2 separate regions of the Homo sapiens genome follow, and region 1 is linked to region 2. Evidence: chromatin loops called from intact Hi-C (ENCODE). Cell type or tissue: HepG2. All regions are shown on one strand. Links, peaks and the distances in the headings refer to the core of each region. The heading gives the core; the rest is flanking DNA. Region 1 holds the start of EVA1A-AS (EVA1A antisense RNA). Region 2 has its middle 58 kb from the start of EVA1A-AS.

Region 1 (11,262 bases), core at 1,227-9,226, 58 kb after region 2:
TCTTAGAACCCTTCATTTTTCAAATTAGAGAATGACAAGCTTAACTCCCAACCTGGAGACCTTTCATCTCAAAGCTCAGCAAAGCAGAGCAGTAGCTTTGATTACGTAGTGTGTCTTTACTGAGAATAAGGCCAGAGATGGCCACCCAGGAGACAACCTTGGACCCAGCCCCAGACCTCAGTCCTGGCCCAGTGGAAACCAGGCACCTACCTGAGACAAAGGAATAGGCCGCTAGGATGTTGCTGAGCAAAGCCATCTCCACGTGCTCTGGGCTGTGGCTGAGGGGCAGCCTCATGGGACATCCAGAGGGGACCTCCTGGAGGTGCTTGGCTGAATCAACGTGGCCACTCTCCTTCTTCTCTTCTGTTTGGGAACATAAAGTGAGTGATAAGAAACATTCTGCTGTCCTGAGGCCATGTTCCAGGTAGCCTGGACTCCTAAAGACATATTTTTGCAACAGCTGATTTGCAGGTGTCCTTTGGGGCTTTGGAAACTACAGACCCTCTCTGGCCAGCCCCACTTTTTTGGGGGTATAGCTTCACTATAGAGCTAAGGAAATTATCCTTCAATTGCTTGTGAAAACTATGCTTGCAAAAACTAGCCAGGCTCCTAAAGAAAGACCAGCGAGCTCTCCCAGCCAGTGGGGCCACAAAGATTTGGGGTCTTGTGCTCTTTGTTCAAGCGAGCTTCCTGGCTTTCAAGGAAGTAGAAACTCCTTACATCCCTGATTTTCCTGACCTTTCTCCTTTCTCTGCCCTGTATCTTCCTAATTCCCAGTAAACAATTCCCCCTTACCACTTCTGGAACTCTTTATTTGATTCTCCCTGGTTCACCTTTGAGGCACAGCCCATCGGGTTCAAATCATCGTCACATTCATCACTGCGTTTTAACTACAAGCCACAGCCCTCTCCTCTCCTGCTGTGCTTTCCCGGGAGCCTGCACTGATGACACTTGTGTACCTTGATCAGTTTGCCTCATCCCTCAGGTCACTAAATGTGTGCCTTTGGCAGTGGTTCAGAGCTGGCTATCCCAGAACTGCCAAAGCAGTTCTCATTCTAAAATATCTACAGGAATTTGAGAGCTCGAGCTGCTCCCTGCCTCTAGCTCCATGACTCCACCTGTGACTGTGATGGGCCAGTAGAACACACACATGGCCCAGACTGCCCATCCATAGAACCATCCCACCAGGGATCAGAACAGGGACTTGGGATCTCAGTGCTCCAGCCTCTGGCTGGAGGAGCACATCCTCTCCCCAGCTGCTGCAGCACAAGCCTGGCATTAGCATTGCCCAGTTACTCAGCAAAGGCTTTACAGAGAGCTCCTGGGCACGAAGTGGGAGAGAGGTGGCAGAGACCCAATTCGATGCTGCTATGAACTGCTCATGAACAGCTCATTCGATGCTGCTATGAACTCAAGGCAGGCAATTGAGTCACAGAGTGTAGAAGGGTGTCAAGGCTTGGAGAATGAACCTGGGATCTCAGTGGGTCACAGATATGAGTAACATGGGCCACAATTAGAAGGCCTGGAGAGCGGCAGTTCCGTGAGGTAAATAGAATGGGCTATAACAGAACACTCTCTGGCTGGTAGATTTCAGCAGGCTTCAGGAAAGACCAAAACAAGAAAACACCAACCAACTCACAGGCACAAAGAAACAACCATAAAGTCCTTGGAGCGGCCAGAGGCTCTGAGAGTGACAGGAGAAGGAGTGGGAGCTCCAGGGACTTTGAAAAGAGACTGGCTGCTGTTAAGGGACCCTTGAGCCGCTGAGCCAGAACACAGCGCCTCTTTCAACAGTCATTTGTGTTCCTAAAAGGTGGCAACTGGATGATACACGTGAATGGTGAGAGCCATCAAACTGAGTTCAGAGGCTGTTCTACAGATCTGAGGACTTCAAGACCCAGGAAAAGAGTGAAGCTACTGGAATATGTCTGAGTTTGTAGTGAGCCATGTGTATTTCAAAACCATTCCCTCCTTCCTGTCTCCACTAATGTTACCAGATTGCAAGTCTTATCATTTTATTTCTGGGAGTTTTGCAACAATCTCCTACCTGGTCTTTCTGATGATACCTCCTTCCTTCTCAATATAGCACCCATTCTTATTAACAGGGTCATTTTTCTATAGTACAAATATGATCACATCACTCCACAACCCAACTCTAATGAATTTCCATTGACCTCTTAACACAATACACATCCACTTTCACAATATCTGACCTCTGCCTTACCTCCTAATGTATCTCCTATCCAAGCTGACAGTCACACACATATACACACAGATAATAAGAATGCTTAGAGCTTCAACAATACTAGATTACTTTTAGTTCCCCCAAGTAGAGCAAGCTCTTTCACCTCTTCATGCTTTTGGTCACACTCTTCCTGTTGCCTAAATGCCCCCCTTCTCTTCATCTGTCTGGCAAATGTTTCCTATAAGAAAGAATTCAGAAGTTTTATGGCAGTCCCAAAATCTCAATGATGTTTTTGCAGAAATAAAAAAATCCATACTGAAATTCATATGGAATCTCAGGGGACCCCAAACAGTCAAAACAATCTTGAAAATTAACAAAGTTAGACATCTCACTCTTCCTGATTTCAAAACTTATTATAAATCTATAGTAATCAAAACAGTGTAGGCCTAGCATATAAAAACAGACATGTAGCTTAATGGAATAGAATAGAACATCCAAAAATAAACCCTTACATATATATATGTTCAAATTATTTTTGCAAGGGTGCCAAGACCATTCAATGGGAAAAGACTGCCTTTTCAGCAAACGGTGTTGGAAAAACTGGATGTCCACGTGCAAAAGGATGAAGTTGGACCCTTACCTTACACTATATAAAAAATTAACTCAAAATGTGTCAAAGACCTAAATGTAACAGCTAAAAATTTTAGAAGACTGTTAGAAGAAAACAGGGGTAAAGATTCATGACATTGGATTTGACAATGATTTCTTGGATATGACACCAAAAGCACAGGCAACAAAAGTAAAAAAAAAGAAAAGGACTCTATGAAAATTAAAAACTTCTGTGCATCACAGGGCACAACAGAGTAAAAAGGCAACCCACAAAATGGGAGAAAATATTTGCAAATAATATATCTGATAAAGGGTTAATATCCAGACTGCTACCTATCCTAATTCCTAATATCAGAACTCCTACAACTCAACAACTAAAAACAAAGAGCTCAATTTAAAAATGGGCAACAGACTTGAAGCAATATTTCTCCAAAGATATACAAGTAGTCAATAGGCACATGAAAAGATGCTCCACATAACCAAGCATTAATGAAATCAAAATCAAAACCACAATGAAATATCATCTCATACCCGTTAGGATGACTACTATCAAAAATCAGAAAATAAGTATTGGAACCCTTGTGCACTGTTGATGGGAAGGTAAAATTGTGCAGCCACTGTGGAAAATAGGATGACTATTCCTTAAAAAATGTTTAAATAGAATTATTGTATGACCCAGCCATTCCACCTCTGGGTATATACTGAAAGGATTTTAAAGCAGAGACTTGAACAGAATTTGTACACCAATGTTCAGAGCTGCATTATTCACAATAGCCAAAAGGTGGAAGTAACCCAAATGTCCATCCACAGATGGATGAATAAATAAAATGTTGTCTACACATACAATGCAATATTACGCACAGCCTTAAAAAGGAAGGCATAAGCATGGATTAAACTTGAGGACATTAGGCTAAGTGAAATAAGCCAGTCAAAAAGGACAGGTATTATATGATTCCACATGTATGAAGCACCAACAGTGGTCATATTCATAGAGACAGAAAGTAGCGGTTGTCAGGAACAGGAGCAGGGAAAAGATAATTATTGAACAGGGTACAGGGTACAAAGTTTCTGTTTTGCAAGATGAAAAGAGTTCTGGGGAAGGATGATGGTGATGGTTGCACAATAATGTAAATATACTTAATGCCACTGAACTATACACTTAAAAGTAATTTAAGATGACGAATTTTGTTATATGTATTTTACCACAATTTAAAAATTGTGTTGGTGAGGTAAAACAGGGAATTTTGAAGGTTACTTTATTTAAAGAATCTTGCAATCAAATTTTGGTTTTAAGTTAATAAGAATGATGGCAGAGTTATCTTTTAGCGGTATTAAATTTGAAGTCAATAAAATTCTAATTCATATCACATTATGATATGGCTTAATTTTAAGTAAGAGATGTTATTGCATTTATTTTTAAAAATTGGATTGTAAATAAGTGTACTCTACCATATTTATAGATTAACAGGAAAAAGATCGTATGAATAGATGAAAAAATGTATTTGTGTAAAATTTAATAAAAAATTCATGATTTAAGCAAAGGAAAGACCTATTGCAGTGAAGCCCCCTATTAATCTTCCAAATGCCTTTCTTTGGCTATCAAAGTGTCCAAATATTCTTCTAATATTGTGCCTATGATATTGCAATTGGAACTGAGTGTCCCCTGGTATGTCACCCCCATACATAGTGTTCAGGGGGTAATAATCTCATTATCCCTTTAGCTACCTGGGGAGAGGTGGGGTGTCAGGAGCAGAGAAGTTTCTGGTAAGAACAGTTCATCTCTGATGATGTTGGCATCAGCCAGTAGAGGTTCTAAAACTTGTTTGGCCCCAGTTGGCTTCTCAGACTCTGAAAGAAAAAAGAAGCAGCACAAAAACCATCATATACCCAGGAGATCACATCATACCTTAGACCTGGTATGTGTGTGAACCCAGCAGAGAAGCTTTGGTGGCTAGTGTCTGGATCCTTGGAAGGATGAATAGCATCCCCAGAGAGGAGAAAGCCCATTGACAGAGTGTAATCTGGAATTTGAACTAGACAGCCAGATAAACCAGTCTCCCAGGGTCATACCAGAAAGGATGCAAGAGGTAAAAGATCAAAGAAACATGCTTCCTCTCTGCTCCTGTCAGCCAAAATCCACAAAACAGCTAGTGTGGGATGTCCCAATCTGGCCCCTCATCAGTGAAGTTTGCAGGCCAGCCTCTCTGGAACAGGAAGGGAGGGAATTCTGTTTCCTTCTAGCAATGCCCAGATGGGCCATGAAATGAAGTCTCACACAGCTCTGTAGGAACTAGAATCCTGGAAATGCTGATATGTAGATTCCGACACCCTATGCCTTCCTTGCTAAAGTGTCAAGGCCTCTGCTAGGCCCAGGTAGGAAATCTCCTCTCTGTGTCTAGCTTCACTTAGAAGCTTGCAGGAAGAATGAAATCAGTCATGGAGCTCTGAGCATTGAGCTGTCCCCACTTCACGTGTGCACACTCATTCATTCGTCATCATCACACCCTTCCAACTACTGTGGCTTCCGACTTCTGCTTATTGATTACTTTATAGAGACACATCTCAGCTATTTCTTCCCCAAAATGGATTGGTGTCACTATCCTACGTTAATTTTACAGGTCAAGAAAATAAGGGCAAGAAAGAAAAGGAAACTGGAAGCATGGGATGGGTAACTGTCTACAGACTCATGTACCAAAGTGCAGAAGTAGGTCTTTGAGGCCCATTGACCTTCCACTCTACACTGGTGAAAACTATCAGGCACTGACCCTAGGACAGTCACAGGGAGTCTGAAGAGCAAAAGCTCAAATGGAAAAACAGTCCTTATATCACCGGCTGGGGAGAGGATACACATGGCCCCAGAGAAATAACTGAGCTGAGAGAAACCCCGATTTTCTTTGTAGCACTGATAAGCACCTGGGGATGATACATCTAACATGCCAGCCTGCCAGCCACTTGGCTTCCACTGCCCCATCAACCTTCCCCTCCCAACCATCACAGTGAATCATTTCCAGAGATGTATCCTGGACCTTGTCATCACCTGGAAAGGTTTTACCTCTGAATACTGGGTTGTGAACTCCGTAAGGGCAGGGACCATGCCTTAATTCTTATCTTTGTTCTCAGAGTTTCCCACAATAAGTGCATAGAGCTAATGCTCAGGGACTGTTTGCTGGATGAATGACTCACACTGAGAAATCTCACTCTCCAATCGGAACCTCTATCTTACCTCTCTGATGTGGTTTGGCTGTGTCCCCACTGAAATCTCATCTTGTAATATAGTTCCTATAATCCCCAACTGTTGTAGGAGGGACCCAGCTGGGGGGTAATTGAATCATGGGGCAGTTACCCCCATGCTTCTGTTCTCCTAATAGTGGGTGAGTTCTCATGAGATCTGATGGTTTTATAAGGGGCATTTCCCCCTTTTGCTCAGTACTTCTTGATGCTGCCACGTGAAGAAGGACATGTTTGCTTCCCCTTCCACCATGATCCTAAGGCCTCCCCAGCCATACAGAACTGTGAGTCAATTAAACCTCTTTCCTTTATAAATTACCCAGTCACGGGTATATCTTTATTAGCAGCTAGAATCTGCTTTATTAGCTGAGTATATCTTTATTAGCTGAGAATACTGCTATGCACTCTCCATACCTGAATCAAAGTAAACGTGCTCCCCAAGCTCTCTGAGGCTTCTATCTTCTCATCCCCTCCCTGCTCACTCAGTTTATCACTGTCATCCTAGATTCATCTTTTCTCTGCACAGCCTGGCTACTACAACTACACTACATGCTGCTCTCACCAGGACCCTTCTGCTGCCCTCTCCTCAACCTCACGCCTAACTCCCAAAGCACTCCAACCCTCACCTGCTTGCTCTCCTCCCTACAGGCTAGTGCTTCTGAAAAAATATAATCATTCATATTTGCAGCATTGCAAATGCTGAGTTTACAAAATCAATGGAGGCCCCCAGTGCTGCTAGGAAAGCTTACATGTATGTCCCTGACATCTTACTTTCTCACTTTCTCATTCTTCAATCTTCTCATTCCATCTTCTCAGCTTTCCAGAGAAATAGAGGGCACCCTACATGAACTCTAACTTTCCTCCCTTCCATCTCATTCTGACCTTCCTTCCTTCTGTCTCTAAGGAATTTTCACCTGTGCTTTCAAATTATTTCCTCCTTCTTCCTACAGGACATGGTTCCATTAATGAATGATTCTTCTTTGACTTTCCCTTTTCTGGCTGATCTCCATCTCTCTATATAAATAGGTAGGCAGATAGATGGATTGATAGATAGACAGGTAGGTAGATAAATAGATAATATGTATATAGAGTGATTACATATATATGTATAATTCTCTTTCTCAAAATTTTAGTCTTTCATTTTCTCCTCACCTTCTTGCCCCATATACAAAATGCATATATATAAACACACATACATATATACATTCTATACTTATATACATACATATATAAATATACAATGTATATATGTATGTATGCACGCATGTATATATGTATGTGTACATGAATATCTATTGTTCTTTCTCAAATATTTGCTTATTCTTTCCAAATCACTATCTCAATCTCTCTATCTTTTGATCTACTGCCCTTATCTCCTTTTATCTACTATAAACTTACCTAATTTCCCCCACCTTTAAGCAATCTTCCCTTTGCTCAACCTCCACTGTGGTTTCTTATCACCCATTCTACTTCCCTTCACAGCCATACATCTTCATAGGAACTTATATTTCCTCTTTCCATTTCTTCCATCAGTCCCTCCTTGGCCTAAAATATCTGGCTTCCTATCCAGCCTGTCTACCAAAGCATTGTTGGTAAGGTGGCCATAGTGAAACAATCAGCTTTGTGCTTCTAACGATTGCTCCAGCATGGAGACTATGAGCTCCTGGCTGTTGAGGGGGCTCTTGTGTTCCATCCTTCTGCATTTGTGGTAGCTAACACAGTTCCTGGCACATAAGTGCTTTAAAACAAATTCTGTCTCAATGATGGGAGTCAAGGTGTGTGAGGCTAAGATTGTCAGACATGGGCCTTAAAACAGAATGAACAATGTCCTCAATGACACTGATATAACTCCTGAGACCTCAAGAAAAATCTTTGTCTTGATTTGAACATAAAAGGACCAGGGTTAAGAAATGATATGGTCCTAGTCAAGACTTACGTGGTGGTGGCCACAGACCACAGGAATACCAATGCTGTTACAGCAGGGCTCTAACACAGAGCCTGAAGCCTTCACTTAGCACTATGCAGAGGTCAGTACCAAGGGTGGTTCACAAAAAGTTTCTAACTTTAACACACTGTGATGCTGTTTAGCCTGGAGGCTGCCTACCTTCCTATCCCAAGGCAGAGCTTGCTTGTCTTAAATCAATAAATATTTATTAAGCCCCACCAGAACCGTTTATTTAGCAAGCAATCTGCAGCTACTAAGGAATTGAGAATTCTCTGAAGGAAGATCCACATCTTACTCACCTCTGTGCCCAATGATTGACTCATAGTGCTTCCTTTGAATGAATAATCCAGAAATGAGCAAATGTGGTCAGCGATCTACCTACCTGCACTGCAAACAGAATCAAATGTAAATGCGATGTAAATTAAGTGGACAGTTGGGAAAAGAATAATTAATTTCAATAATAAGGTAGCAATGCAGAGGACCCATAAAGACTTCATAGAGAGGTAACATTCAAATTGAATGTTGAGCAACTGCATATTAATTTAACTACTGAGTATTAATTTAATAAGGAATTATACTAATAGTCCACATTTTTTGAGACCTTTCTCTTCAACCAGATAATTTGCTAAGTGCTACTTAATTTAAGTTTCATAACAGTCCCATGAGGTAGATGCTATTATCCTTGTTTTTCAGATGGGAAAACTGAGCTATGGAGAGGTAAAGTTGCCTAAGATCACCTAGCTAGAAAATGGTAAAGTTGGAATTTAAACTTAGTCAGTCCAACTCCAGTGCTCTTAACTTTGAAACTATACTTTGCTAGAGTAAAGAAAAGCACTGGAGACAGAAGGAAGAGCAGGAGCTAAAGTACACGACACATCTTTAGCACAGGAGCAAAGGGATAGGCAGAGAAATTGAACAGAAGTCAAAGCTGCAAAGGCAAAGATGGAATTGCATTTTGGTGGATCTGCAGTGCCTTACAGAGGTTGAGCTTTATTTTATGGACAGTAAATAATATTAACAGGAGAGTGACATGGTCAGTTCTGCCTTGTAGGAAGAAAACACTGGCAGAAGTGTGCAGGATGTGTTGGAGAAGCCAGAGATGGTCTGAAAGACTTGTTGGGGGTTCAACTCAGTAGTCCAGGTAAAGGATAATGCACACTAAGAACCAAGGAGATGAGGTAGCTGAAGAAGCCAGCAATCCAGAAACCCAACACAACTGGTGCAGACAAACAGACTCCCAACAAATGCCTGCTCTCTCTAGCCAGAGGACCAGGAAAGGAGTGTTCTAGCAAGACAGAAAACTCTTAGACAATAGCCACTCTACTTTAGCCAAACATCATTTTAAAAAACAAAAAACCCATGGCCTCATCCACACCCACACCCACACCAGCAAAGCCTGGGTAGATAGCCTAGACTTTCACCCTTAAGAGACCATAGCAAGAAACTCCAACACCCTTGCCAGAGTGATGTCAGAGAAGGCACAAGGGGAGAGATGAGACTTTCATCTGAGATTGCTAGTAATGAGCTACCTTCCCTGGCAATATCAGTAAGGACTACATGGGAAGCCTGGACATCCGCCCCCTCCTAGAAATAACTAGATCCTCCTCCCCCTCCCCCTCTCCACTGGGGTGTCAGAGGCAGCCTAGTCAGGACTCTCATCACTACCAGTGGTTACGAGCCCCACATCTGTGGAGACCACATGGGATCCAGAACTCCCATCCCCATCCAGCAGTAAGGAGGAGTCAATCAATTGATGTGAACCCTAAGATGATAGGGATAATAGAATTATCTGGCAAAGATTTTTAAACACCATGATTTTAAAAATACTTCAACAAGCAATTATGCACATGCTTAAAACAAATAAAGAAATTAAAAGCCTCAGCAAAGAAATAAAAAGTCTCTGCAAATAAAGAGAAGATATAAGGAAAAAATAGAATTTTATGATTAAAAAAATACAATAATGAGGAGTGTTTGGAGACTCACATTGTGAAATTTTGCTCCAAGAACCACCACAGGAACATACCAGGGCAACTGAAAGAATTCACAAACCCTTTGAAAGCAGTGGCTTGCCACTGCAAACTCCAAGAAACAGCCAAAAACACAGTCAGTGCCCGAAGTGAGGGGAGGAAAGTCTGCCTCTGAACATACATCCTCACTGGGGAACCTGGAAATCTAGATCATGGAAGAAGGATTTAACTTTACCTAGAGCTGAAATGAATTTAGAGAGCTGAGCAAAATATAAAAGTAGAAGAAGCAGTGGGAAGTGCCCTGTAGGCACTCCTGATCCCCAGGGAAGCCCAGCGAAGCCATTTCTCACTTTATCTCACAGGGTTCCTAGGGGATGGCAGCCAGTGGAATTGGGGAAGGGCCACGGGGAGAAAGAGACTTGCAGCTGAACTTTGTAATAATTTTGATCAAGTATGAATTTTCCTCAGATTCCTAGGCAGAATCTGAGGGGTGGAGGCGAATAGGAGGTGCAGATGAGCACAGAAGCTGTGGCAGTCAGGGAGGGGTGAGGCCTGAAAGCCCTGCTTGCTTTCTCAGCAGGGAGGCTTGTAGCCTGGGGCAAGATCTCAGCCCTGTGCACCAGAGGCCTGTAAATAAATTCAGCTCTGTTGGCTGTTGGCAGGAGTGAGACTGGCCTTGCTGGCTGTGTGGGAGCTGGGTGAGGTCTGTCACTGCCGGCTTTCCCCGACTTCCCTGGCAATCTGTATGAAACATCAGAAGCAGCCATAATCCCCTTTGGAACATAACTCCATTGGCCTGAGAACCACTGCCCCGTCCCCCCAGGTGGTCTCTGCAGGCACCACCCAAGAAGAGTCTGAGCTCAGACACACCTAGCCCTACTCCCACCTGATGGTCTTTTTCTACCCACCTTGGTAGCTGAAGACAAAAGACATAAACTTGCAGGAGCTCTATAGCACCCCCCATTGCCTGAGAAACCCGAAGTTATCCAGGTGACCTTAGGGCAAGCTTGCATCCCCCAATATAACCACAGCTGATGCTCTCTTGAAAGCTCCTGGCTGGAGGGCAACCAACTCAAGCCATTACAGTAACTCATGACAGAACAACCCTGCTCCAAGAAAGGAGAAAACAACAGCTAATTTCACTATCTGTAACATCCTGGCTAACCAGAGGTCCTGAATCTGTCTGTGTGACAACTTCACTATAAGCATAACCAGCACTTAAGAAAACCAATGCACTAAACAAAACTACAACCAAGGACTCTCACAGAATCCACTTCACTCTACTGCTGCCTCTACCAGAACAGGTGCTGGTATCCATGGCTGAGAGA
Region 2 (11,262 bases), core at 1,195-9,194:
TCATAATTGTATGCATTTATGGGGTATAATACAGTGTTTTGATATATGTATACAATGTGGAATGATTAAATCAAGCTCATTAACATATCCATCACCTTGCTTATCTATCATTTTTATGGTGAGATATTTCAAATTTAGTCTTAGTTACTTTGAAATATACATTATTATGGATTATAGTCACTCTGCTGTGCAATTGGTCTCAAAACCTATTCCTCCTGTCTATCTGAAACGGTGCACCCTTTGATCAACAACTCCCATTCCTTCCCTATTCACCAGCACCCACCCCACAGCCTCTGATAACCACTGTTCTACTCTCAATTTCTAAGACTTCAACTCTTTCAGGTTCCACATTTAAGTGAGATCATGTGGTATTTGTCCTTCTGTACCTGACTTATATTTCACTTAGCATAGTGTCCTCCAAATTCATCCATGTTGTTACAAATGACAGGATGTCCCTTCCTTTTTTAGGGCTGAATAGTATTCCACTATGTATAGACACCACATTTTCTTAATCCATTCATCTACTGATGGACACTTAGATTGTTTCCTTCTCTAAGCTATTGCGAATAGTGCTGCAATGAATATGAGAGTGCAGGTATCCCTTTAATATATTGATTTGAGTTCCCTTAGATATATGCAAAGAAGTGGGATTGCGGGTTCATATGGTAGTTCTATTTTTAGTTTTTAGAGGAAACTTGAATACCTTTTTCATAACAGTTGTATTAGTTTACATTCCCATTAATAATGTATAAGAGTTCTCTTTTCTCTCTATCCTCACCAACACTTATCTTTCATCTTTTTGATAATAGCTATTATAACAGGCATGAAGTGATAACTCTTTGTGGTTTTAATTTGAATTTCCTCAATGATCAGTAATGCTAAGCATTTTTCCCCAGAAATGACAAATATCTGGGATATCCAACAAGCTTATTTTATTCCTCATGAAAATTTACTATATTTATCTAATCCCTGATTCCACTAGGGCTAAATGTCATAAATATCTCATTTATTCAGGACTTCACTTCCCCCATTAATACAAGAAAAAGAGAGAGCTATACTATCATATATTTATTAATTCATTCACATGTTTGAATATCTTCACATTTATTAATTTATACAACAACTATTAATACGGTTTTATTTCCTTCAGTGCCAGGAAAGCAAGGTGAGTAAAACAGAATAGTGGTTAAGGAGATACAGTCACATAAGGGAAGCAGACTTTCCAATAAATATCTCTACACTGGAGGCAGATACATATTCAGAAATGGCACTGTGGAAAGAGTGAAGGGCAGCAGTGGGACAGGACACTGCTTGGAGAAAGTGGCACGTGGGTTTCAAGGGGTGGGAAGTTGTTTGGCATGCTTCTAAGCAAGGAAGAGCTGTCTAGAGTGAGGGACACAAACAATGCAAGGGCATTAGACCATACAGTGGATTTGGGAGAACTCAAAGGAGTCTCATACTGTGCAGAGGGGGCCGAAGAGGTAACCAGGAGCAAGGCAACAAGTTAAGACTTTGTCCTGAAGGGGATGAACAACAGGATGGAGTGAGAGAATTGAATAGCAATGAGGGCAAAGTTGAGAAGATAAATTTAGAAGGGAAAAATGATAATACCTGGTAACTAACTGGGCATGGGATTGAAAGACGAGATCAGGATGCAGCTCATATTTATGGTTTGGGATCACAAGTGCATGGTGAAGCGATGGGGTCAAAGAACAAGAATGAAAACGGAGGAACAAGGAGTGAGGTGGGGATGAGAAATATTGAATTCAAGAGGGAAGTTGTTTCCTCTATCAAGAAAGCAAAATAAATCAGTGAGGAGGCCTGTCACTGGAATAAAAATTTTGTTTTGTCAGCATAGCAATGTCCTGCATATCTTTTTTTTTTCTCTTCTGGTTTATGTAGAAGAAATGAAGGAATTCTGGAGGATTTTCAGAAGACTGGGAAATGAGTTTTTCTCATCTGAAATACTTGGAGGCAGCCAAAGTGAGATAGAGGGGAAGCCACTGCTGATGAGTGGCCCACAGGCTGAAGGAAAACTGCTGAAAGGCTGATGGTGCCGTGCTCCAAGGGATGATTAAAAAACTTAGCAATCTAATTACCATCTGTGTGTGAGGCTCAGTTTGAGATAAGTGCAAAAACATTTCAGGAACAGTGAGAAAGGCAAAGGTCCCTTTAACTATGAGATTTGCTCTCAGTCACAAAGGCTTGGTGTAACATTAAGAGTCCTGTTTTAATAGAATTCTATTTTTTATTTGAAAAATGAGAAAAATAGGCTTATACATGCCTTACTGCCCCTGGAATAAGCAAAAAGACAAGAACAGAAATTCTGATAAACTGAGAGGTTAAGTTTGTTTTATTTTAAAGCTTGATTTTACAAAGCAGAATTTAGGATTTAAAAGGAAATATCATTACATGTATATACATAAAATTTACTTTGTAGTAGAAGTTCTCTTAATCAGCCTCAGCTAATCAGCAGATAAGCCAATATTCTGATCCTCTCTGTAAGAATCCTGACCCATGCTGCAGCTGTTTGTTTGCTCTATAGAACACCCTGGCCCTTGGCACCTCCCCCCCACCGCCCCCGTTGAGCTGTGTACTTAATTACCGAGAATATTTGTTCCTCATTCAACTCTACTGTTATTTTATATGCACTGTACTTAAATATTCCACAATCTGAACAATGTGATTGCAAAAAGAGTCGAATGCTTTAGAAAGACTTAATAAAGACAAATTACTTTTAAAAAATGAATTAGGTTGAGTGAGACAGCTATAAATGACCAAAAGGAAAAGTAAACATCTAGATGGAATATATATTCAGATTTTTTTTTTTTTTGCAAACAACTTTTGGTTCTCGTTCTACTTCATAGAAATGAAAACTGGAAATCACAGATAATGTATTCTAAGTATGACCTAAGCAATAAAGACCATGTAGAACTCCAGTCATAGGACCTAAGTTGCAAAACCCGTATTTTTATATTAAAGATTTTCATGTGAATATGTTTATATTTTAACAAAATGTTTTATTATTTTACACAAAGGTGTGCACTTTATGTCATTCACCTTAGCCAACATTTGGATTACCTGTCCACCTTGACAGGTAATCTACAGATGAGAGAATATCTGCTCAACTACTTTGTCCATCCACTCATATAGCATCAATTATCATCAAAATACTGATGTCTCCAAAATCTGTATCTCTAGGACAGATTGCTCTTCTAATTTAAGATAGACTGCATATTGGATCTCCCCACTCCCAACCTGCATCTCCTTATGCATTTCTTGTCTCTAGGGGCCCAATATCACCCACATGTAAGCTTCATCTCTGATTTCCTCTTCACCCACCATTGCCACTGCAGCATCTGATCAATTCCTGAGGGGTGTGTGTAAGCAAGGGGGAATGTGGATTCTTATTTGTTAAGAACCCTTCACGTCTATGTAGTTCTATTTAGCCACACTGCCACTGTCCTATTTCCAGCCATTGTCAACTCTCTCCTGGAATCCTGCAACAAGCTCCTAATTGATTTCTCTGCTTCAACCTTCTTCCAATTCAAATATTTTAATTAAAATTGTGGTTGCCTCCTTTGAATGGGTCAACTTCTCTTCTGTTCCCACCAGCTTCTCACTTACAGATCTACCTGTTCCCTGGAGACTTTGAAGATTTTGACCCTTTGTGTCAGAATAAAGTCTAGACCTAGCATAAAACTTAGTCAGTGTGTATCCAGCTCACCTCTCCAGCATAGTTTCTACTGCATCCCGTTATTCTAGTTACTCTGAATAGAAAATGGTCATAATATACCCTGCTTTTTCCTATCTTCCAACCCGTGAACATTCATTTCCCCTGCATGGCCAACACCTGATTTATGGATTTAAAAACACGGCAAAGGAGAGCAAGCTATAGAAAGGTAGAAAGGCTACAAACTTTCTCCTCAGACAAGGCATTAGAATGGCAACCCCGCATTAGGAAGCCACAGAAATTAGCACCTATCTGTGCAGAACCCATGCATAGCCTGAATCTACCATTGAATTTGCTTTAGAATAAACTTCTCCATTAGGTAACCAAGTTAAGGGCACTATAACCTTGCCTGCTGGCTTTGCATCAGTTTTTCACATCACTGCAATGAAAAAGCTGACAACGGTCTGGTGTTGTGTGGGTCATCAACATGATGTGTCATGGCAACACTTATCCAACCGACTGCTTTGTCAAAAGTTACAGGAAAACAGAGAAGAGGCAGATACTTGGTGACAACTCGTCCTAGGGCAAGATAAGATGTATTACAAAGTCACTTTAAAATATTGAAGATGTAAATTACCTTTTTTTCAATATAGAATGTAAAAACTAGTTTTCTTCGTTCTAAGTATGGGCAGCAGTTGTGTATCTGCCCAGTAGAGGGAGGTCTCTCACCTGCTTACAAAAATAGCATTCAATACATAGTCATGCTCAAATGTGCAGGAAAAAAAAAAGATTTCAAAAACTTGAAAAAGGTTTGAAATAAAATCATGCCAAGGATTATTGGCATGATAATGGGATGCAGAAGAAACTAGTGGAGAGGTGAGCTGGGTACACATTGAATAGATTGTATGCTGAGTCTAGACTTTATCCTGACATAAAGGGTTATAATCTTAAAAGCCTACAGGGAAGAGGTAGATCTGTAAGTGATTGAAACAGCTGGCAGGAACAAAAGAGAAGTTGACCCACCCCAAGGACGGTTATTGGTGACTTGAAATCTGACTAAGATAACAAACAGAAAAGGAAAATAGATCATAGTAATACTCTTGGAGATTATTACGAAGTTCTCTTTGGTCCAGACTGCCTGACTTATAGAAAGATGTTAATATATGGCCCAGTCTGAGCATGGAAAGTCTAGTGAAAAACTCAGGCTCTCCATCCTGAGCAGTTAAGCTAGTGAGATATAGAAGATGTCTACCTTCAAAGATGGAGGTGGTTGATCACATTATTTTGCTATAGAATACATCCTGTGAATAAACATTTTGAGTGATAACAAGTGATCCAGTGAATAAAGATTTTGACTGATAACATCTCAACTAGAACCCAGGATTCTGAACCTACACAACCTACAGAACCCCACATTCAATATGAAGAACAGGCCAAGCAAACACAGGCTCTTTTCTGCTCCAGTCATGTGACTTCTTTAACATGGTCTCCTGATAATTAGGCTGACTTCAGGGAGTTCCAAACCAAAGTTTAGAACAAAACAAGGCAGTGGCTTTCCTAGTTCTTTCCCCCAAAAGATAAAACTCTAATCCAACCATTAGGTGCCATGCTTCTCTGATGACAAATAAAGGTGAGCCAAACAAACAGTAAGCCCATGGAAAACACACCTTCAAAATAGCAGGGAAATCACTGCTCCCTAAACATGGGGCAGAGCTTGTCCAAGCCACTAGGTGCCACCGCACAGCAGCACAAATGGACTTTTCATAGTCTTATTTAAAGAAAGTGTTTCAGAACTGAACCAAAAATTGGATAGGGTCTAACACATGAAATGAAAACTACAAATAAAAGTAGTAATATTGCCAAATGCCTATATGGTACTTGCTATGCCCTAGGCTCTATTCTGAGAGCTTCTCTCATACTGACTCATTTGCTCTTCAGCATCCCTGTGGTACTGTTATTTCCATCTTCATGTTACAGTTGAAGAAACTGAGTCACAAAATAGTTATTTTGCTAGTAAATGATAGGGTCAAGATTGGAACGCAAGTGTCTGCTTCCTGAGTCCTTGATTCTGGATGGCTAAGCCAGGAGAGATCCAGAATTGTGACATTTCTCTAAATAAGTGCATCTTTCATTTAAATGTCTACAAAATGTAGTATTGTCTCAACCAGAAAACTGTCCTCCAACTCGACTCTTACAGTTACATATAAATTACATTTATTAGCAATGTAGTATATTTAGTAAAGTTTGATGTAGTAAAGTAGGAGAGGCTAGGTCCTGTGAAAGTTTTAAAGTAGCTCTGAAGCCAGGTCCTCAGAGCTGCAAGAGCTTTGTTGGAGAACCTGAGAAGAAGGTCCTGGAGAGCCACAGGAGTGAACTCACTGCTCAGACTCAGGGCCTCCGTGCAAGCACCATCTCTTGCTCCATAGGCCAATAACATTCTTGCTGACCACCCTAGACCAAGGGTTGGCAAACTATTTCTGCAAAGGTCCAGCAAGCTTTGCAGACCATTCCGGCTCTATGGCAATCACTCAACTCTGTCATTGTAGTGCTAAAGCATGTACAGCTAATACATAAATGGATAGGCATGACTATGTTCCAAGAAAACTTTATTTATGAACATTGAAGTTTGAGTTTCATATAATTTTCATGTATTAGAAAATATTATTCTTCTTTTGATTTGTTTCAACCATTTAATTTGATTTTTGATATGTTACAAAAATTTTGATCTGTTACAAAACTATTCTCAGCTCATGGGCTGTACAAAGACAGGCAGGCATGATTTGGCTCTGGGGCCATGGTGCGCCTACCTTTGTCCTTCATGGAAATCAGGAAGGAGGAGGTGACAGATGGGGAGGAAGAAGCCTGAGCGCCACCTACAGGCCAGAAAATCTAATGTTACTCCCAGGATAACCATTTTGGAAAGTCAAATCATTTCTGTGGTTCCCAACCGTGGAAATACAACAGAATTATCCAGGGTGCTTGTTAGAAATACAAATTTTTAGGCTCCACTGCCAGAAATTCTGATTCAGTCATGTGGTTAGGTGAGGAATCTATTATTTTTAAAGCAGCTCATTGATTTAGGCAAGAGGTCTTCAAAATGTGGTTTGCACTCTGGGGAAGTATAGATATAGCCACTAAAGTATGGAAAGAAAATAGTAGAACTGCTTTCTATATAATTATTTGTCAATAAAAAGCAAGAAGAAAATGAAGTTTTATAAATACTTCTCACATAAGTTGACACTGGCTCCTTCACTGGGTCTGTGTGTCAGTGGTCATTGATCACAAACAATACATGAGGAAATTCTACAATGTGGAGGAACTGGTAGAGGCACCTTCACTCCTGTTTCCTGTCAGTGTACTACATAAGAAAAAAGGCCAGGACCAAGAATGACTGAGACAATTCTGAAGAAGAAAAAAGGAGATTTATCTACCAGATCTCAAAACTCATCATAAAGCTATGTTAATTAAGATTGTAGTAATGGTGCAGGGATAGACAAATAGGTCAGTGGAATAAAATAATCATGTAAAAGATGATGGACTACTCAATCCATGATACTGGGGAAACTGGTTACCTCTAAATGAGAAATGAATGTAGATCCCTAATTCACTTCATCAATAAAAATGAATTATAGGATAAATAAAGTATGAAGAATACAAATATTAAACTTTCAGAAGAAAATATCTTTTTGGTTTCAGAATAAGGTAAGATTCTTAAATAAGACATAAAAAGCATGAATTGTAAGGGGAAGGACTGATAAATCTGACTCCTCTAAAAGAAAAACGTATTTATGTTAAACAAGAAGCATCACAAACGTAATTAAAATTCAAGCCATGAAGCAGGAGATTTACAAAGTATATAACCAATAAAAGATTGTAGCTAGAATTTGTAAAGAATTACCACAAATCACTAGAAACAAACAAAAATACGCAGTAGGGGGAAAAGGAAAACAATAGGAATGGGTAACTCATAGAAGAGGAACTTACAGCTAAAAAGCCAATAAATACAGGGAAAGATGTTTAATATCATTAATATCAGGGAAATGTGATTTCAAATAACAAGATACCAAGTCATATACCAGATTGTGACTAGATTAAAATAGCTGATAATATCATGTGTTGTCAAAGATTGGGAGATAAGGGAACCCTCCTATGCAGATGCTGAGAGTGTAAGCTGGTATAACAATTTCAGACAGAAATTTAGCAATACTTGTTAAAGTTGAAGAGGCACAAACCTACAGCCTCAAATTCAACTTCTGGAAATATACCCTAGATAAATTCTCATACATGTTCCAAAAGAAGATATATAGAAGAATTTTTCGTAGCAGCACTGTTTGTAACAGAAAAAAAATAGTTAAACATAAACGTGCATGAAAGGGAGAATGAATAAACTGTGGTCTATTAGAAAGGACTTTTTAAACTGAGTGAATCAGAGTGACATGTGTTAGCACAGATAAACATCTAAAAACATAATGTTACTGAGAAAAGGCAAATTGCAGAAAGACACATGCAGTTTTAAAACAGGAATAATAATGCCAGACATTGTTTATGGAAGTGTGCATATGTGGTAAAGTAAAAACATGCAAAAGAATGATAAATTCAGCAATAATTCAGGATGATGATTGGTTCTCTGATGAGAGAAGAAGAGATAGGAAAGAAGGAGGGGATACAAGGTGTCCTGTCTATGTCTGTTAGACACCTAATAGGGTTGAGTTTTCTTTGTAATGTAATTCTGTGTACTTTTTAGTATGAGTAAACTGTTGTAATAAGGAGGGTTTAAAAAAAGAATAGAGTTAGATATAAGGTCACAAATTTTTAATCAAATACCAGAATGTCCTAAGCTTTAGTAGTGAACTGGGGTGGAGAAAGTTTCAGACAGATTTTGTCACCAACCAATAGATTCAAGAAATAAGGGGCTGCGCTGAGGTGACTGACACTTACAATGAGATCAACCCATCCTAATTTGCCCCAGACAGTCCTGGTTCATGTATGTTGCCTGGTGTGATTATTAATAGTTGTTCCTTTCCCTTTCAAATGTGCCTCACTTTGGAAGATCAATGATATGGTCTCCTGAATGATAAATCACTGTGGCTGATGAGGCAGGCTATGAGTGTTGGATTCAGGGGCTTGTCTGGTAGGAGACAAGCTCATTAGAGACCTCATTAGATGAATAAAGAGCTACACTGAGGAGAAGTTAAAAAGAATATGGATAGTAGCCAGTCTTCAACTGATCTTTTATCTGAAAACTGAAGACCTCAGGGGTCTCACCTTTTCTTTAGAACCATTCCAGTTTAGAATACAGGTCTGCGATCTTCTCATCTTCTCAAAGACACACCTGATGGAGTAAAAAGAATTACAGAGTTAAGATCACAAACCTGGCTGTGGACAAAAATCACCTGGGGAGCCTTGAAAGACAGATTCTTGGGTCCTAACACCAGATTATTGATTTGAAATCTGTAGAGTTGTGGCCACAGAATCCATACATTTTTTTAAACTCTACAAGTTACTTTGGTTCACAGACCCATGGAATTTTTTAATAAATACCAGAGCTCTCGCAGTTGTGCTATTTTAAATAGCTTACGGGGAACTAAAATCTTGTTTACATTAAATTTAAATCCTTATATATCTGACATAACCTGTCTTCATCTCTTGCCTTAATAATTTTCTAGCCTCATTATTCACAGCTTGCAGTCAATCTTTCTCTTGGCTGGGTGGAAGTGGATGGGGGTCTGTGACTAAGATCAAGAGAAGGCTGGGACCCAGAATCGGAACAGGCTTGTCATGGTCCCTTCTAGCAGCCATAAGGACACAGAAGACAATGCCAGACCAAGGAGTGTTCAGTTATTGTGCTGATCCCACACCCCCATGAGAAACTCTAGTCTTGGTTAGTTAGTGGATAAAACAGATGCCAGTGGGCTCCTGCTTTCTGGAGGAGGCATGCCAGAATGAACTTCCTTTTCTGAAGCCTCATGCTGGTTCCCGCTGGGTTTTTGTCTAAGAGGGTGGGCTGAAAATTAGAGAAAGAAAATTGTCTCAAGCTGTAGTAAAACTTACTGAGAAATGCTAAAGAATAATGTTTTGCATTTCCTGCTCTTAATTTTTTTGTTTGGTTTGGTTTTAGTTGTTCTTTATTTAGTTTCATTTTTTTTCTCCTAGAAAAGCATCTTTGGATTTGGCCAAGGGTTGCTGGATTTACTTTTTAATATACTGAAATACTGGAAGATATCTGTATACAATGAGAATGTGACTGGCTGGGTGTGTCGCAGCCAACAATAAAGGGTATACACTACTGAGCACTAGCTAAGCTTAGGTAATGGCCTTGCCAGCTTGAATTTTTTTTTTTTTTTTTTTTTTTGAGACGGAGTCTCACTCTGTTGCCCAGGCTGGAGTGCAGTGGCATGATCTCAGCTCACTGCAACCTCCGCTTCCCGGATTCAAGCGATTCTCCTGCCTCAGCCTCCTGAGTAGCTGGGACTACAGGTGCGTGGCACCATGCCCAGCTAATTTTTTTGTATTTTTAGTAGAGATGGGGATTCACCCTGTTAGCCAGGATGGTGTCAATCTCCTGACCTCGTGATCCACCCGCCTCAGACTCCCAAAGTGCTGGGATTATAGGCGTGAGCCACCACGCCCGGCCCAGTTTGAATTTTTAATTCATTGGCACTGGATTCTTGAGGACCCGGGTAATATTGTGTAACATACATGAGCTCCTAGAAATTGTTCTCATCGAATTGTCTGGGAAATAGTGTAAGTATAAAGTTAGACATATCTTGGTAATAATTTTTAGATATTTCATCTAATTGGATTTTCTCATTCCCTTGTTTAACTCTCTTTTGGGAGAGAAGGTTTTGGGGATAGGGAGAGTGTTAAACCATAAATACCTTCATCTCCCAAAGGCCTCTGAGAATTGAGGTCAGGCTAGAAATCTATCAGAAATTTATCTTATCATGTCCTAAAAGAATCCTTTGTCACTGGCCTGATCAAGCTGATTGATGATCTCCTACATGTGTAATTTTCAACCTTCATTGAATATCAGATGATGTCTAAAAGTTCCCCCAGGGGAACATTAATGTTCCACCCACACCCAGCATAATTAAAAGATAATGCCTGGAGAGGGGGTCTGGACATCAGTGGTTTGCTATTGCAAACCACTGATATAAAGTTCCCAGGCATAGGATGACTAAACATTCAGTATGCCTGAAACTGAGGGGTTTCACTTCCAAAGCTAGAAAAATCCTGCCCAAATCAGGATGAGTTAATTACCCACAAAGGAGGTGAGACTCCCATTAGGACTGTTGCTTCCTGGCTCTGTCTTACTGCACCCTAATGGGGATAAATCTCTGGGCTCTGCACTCAGTTAATAGACCTTGCCAATCTCTCACACTGATGGGATTCATAACTACTGTTGATGGAAAAGAAAATTGTTACCTGGAACCTTCTAATATTGTTAATTATAACCTAACAAAAGGATATGAGCAAGATAATAGAAGATGCAACAAACATGCCCTAAGAAGATGGAAAAGAGAAAGTGGCTCTACACTGCTTGCAACCAGAGAGCAATGGCAAAACCTTTGAGCTCACATGAAAAGAAA

The links. Peaks named below come from ENCODE experiments on the same cell type or tissue, not always from the same donor. Only the 100,000 strongest peaks of a DNase experiment are listed, where the experiment ranks them.
Region 1: a loop joins it to region 2, with 3 times the contacts of the local background. A loop is called at or near these places in 2 of 110 quality-filtered maps.

Annotation. Positions count from the first base shown.
Region 1 is chr2:75,517,846-75,529,107 of GRCh38, forward strand. It overlaps EVA1A (eva-1 homolog A, regulator of programmed cell death), which reads right to left. Exons shown (of 4, transcript NM_001135032.2): 2 at 4,520-4,642; 3 at 211-363. The coding sequence starts at 295. EVA1A-AS (EVA1A antisense RNA) reads left to right here and starts at 6,223. Exons shown (of 3, transcript NR_110281.1): 1 at 6,223-6,306. RefSeq lists enhancers at 5,227-6,426, 10,644-11,169. In HepG2, for the core only: no CTCF peak of the experiment used is centred there; DNase peaks (open chromatin) are centred at 3,846, 4,906 and 5,926; H3K4me3 peaks cover 2,088 bases.
Region 2 is chr2:75,460,366-75,471,627 of GRCh38, forward strand. No RefSeq gene overlaps it. Among named protein-coding and RNA genes, the nearest start is that of EVA1A-AS, 58 kb to the right of the region's middle. In HepG2, for the core only: CTCF peaks have their summits at 4,386 (motif pointing right), 5,395 (motif pointing right) and 6,543 (motif pointing left); DNase peaks (open chromatin) are centred at 4,396, 5,406 and 6,546.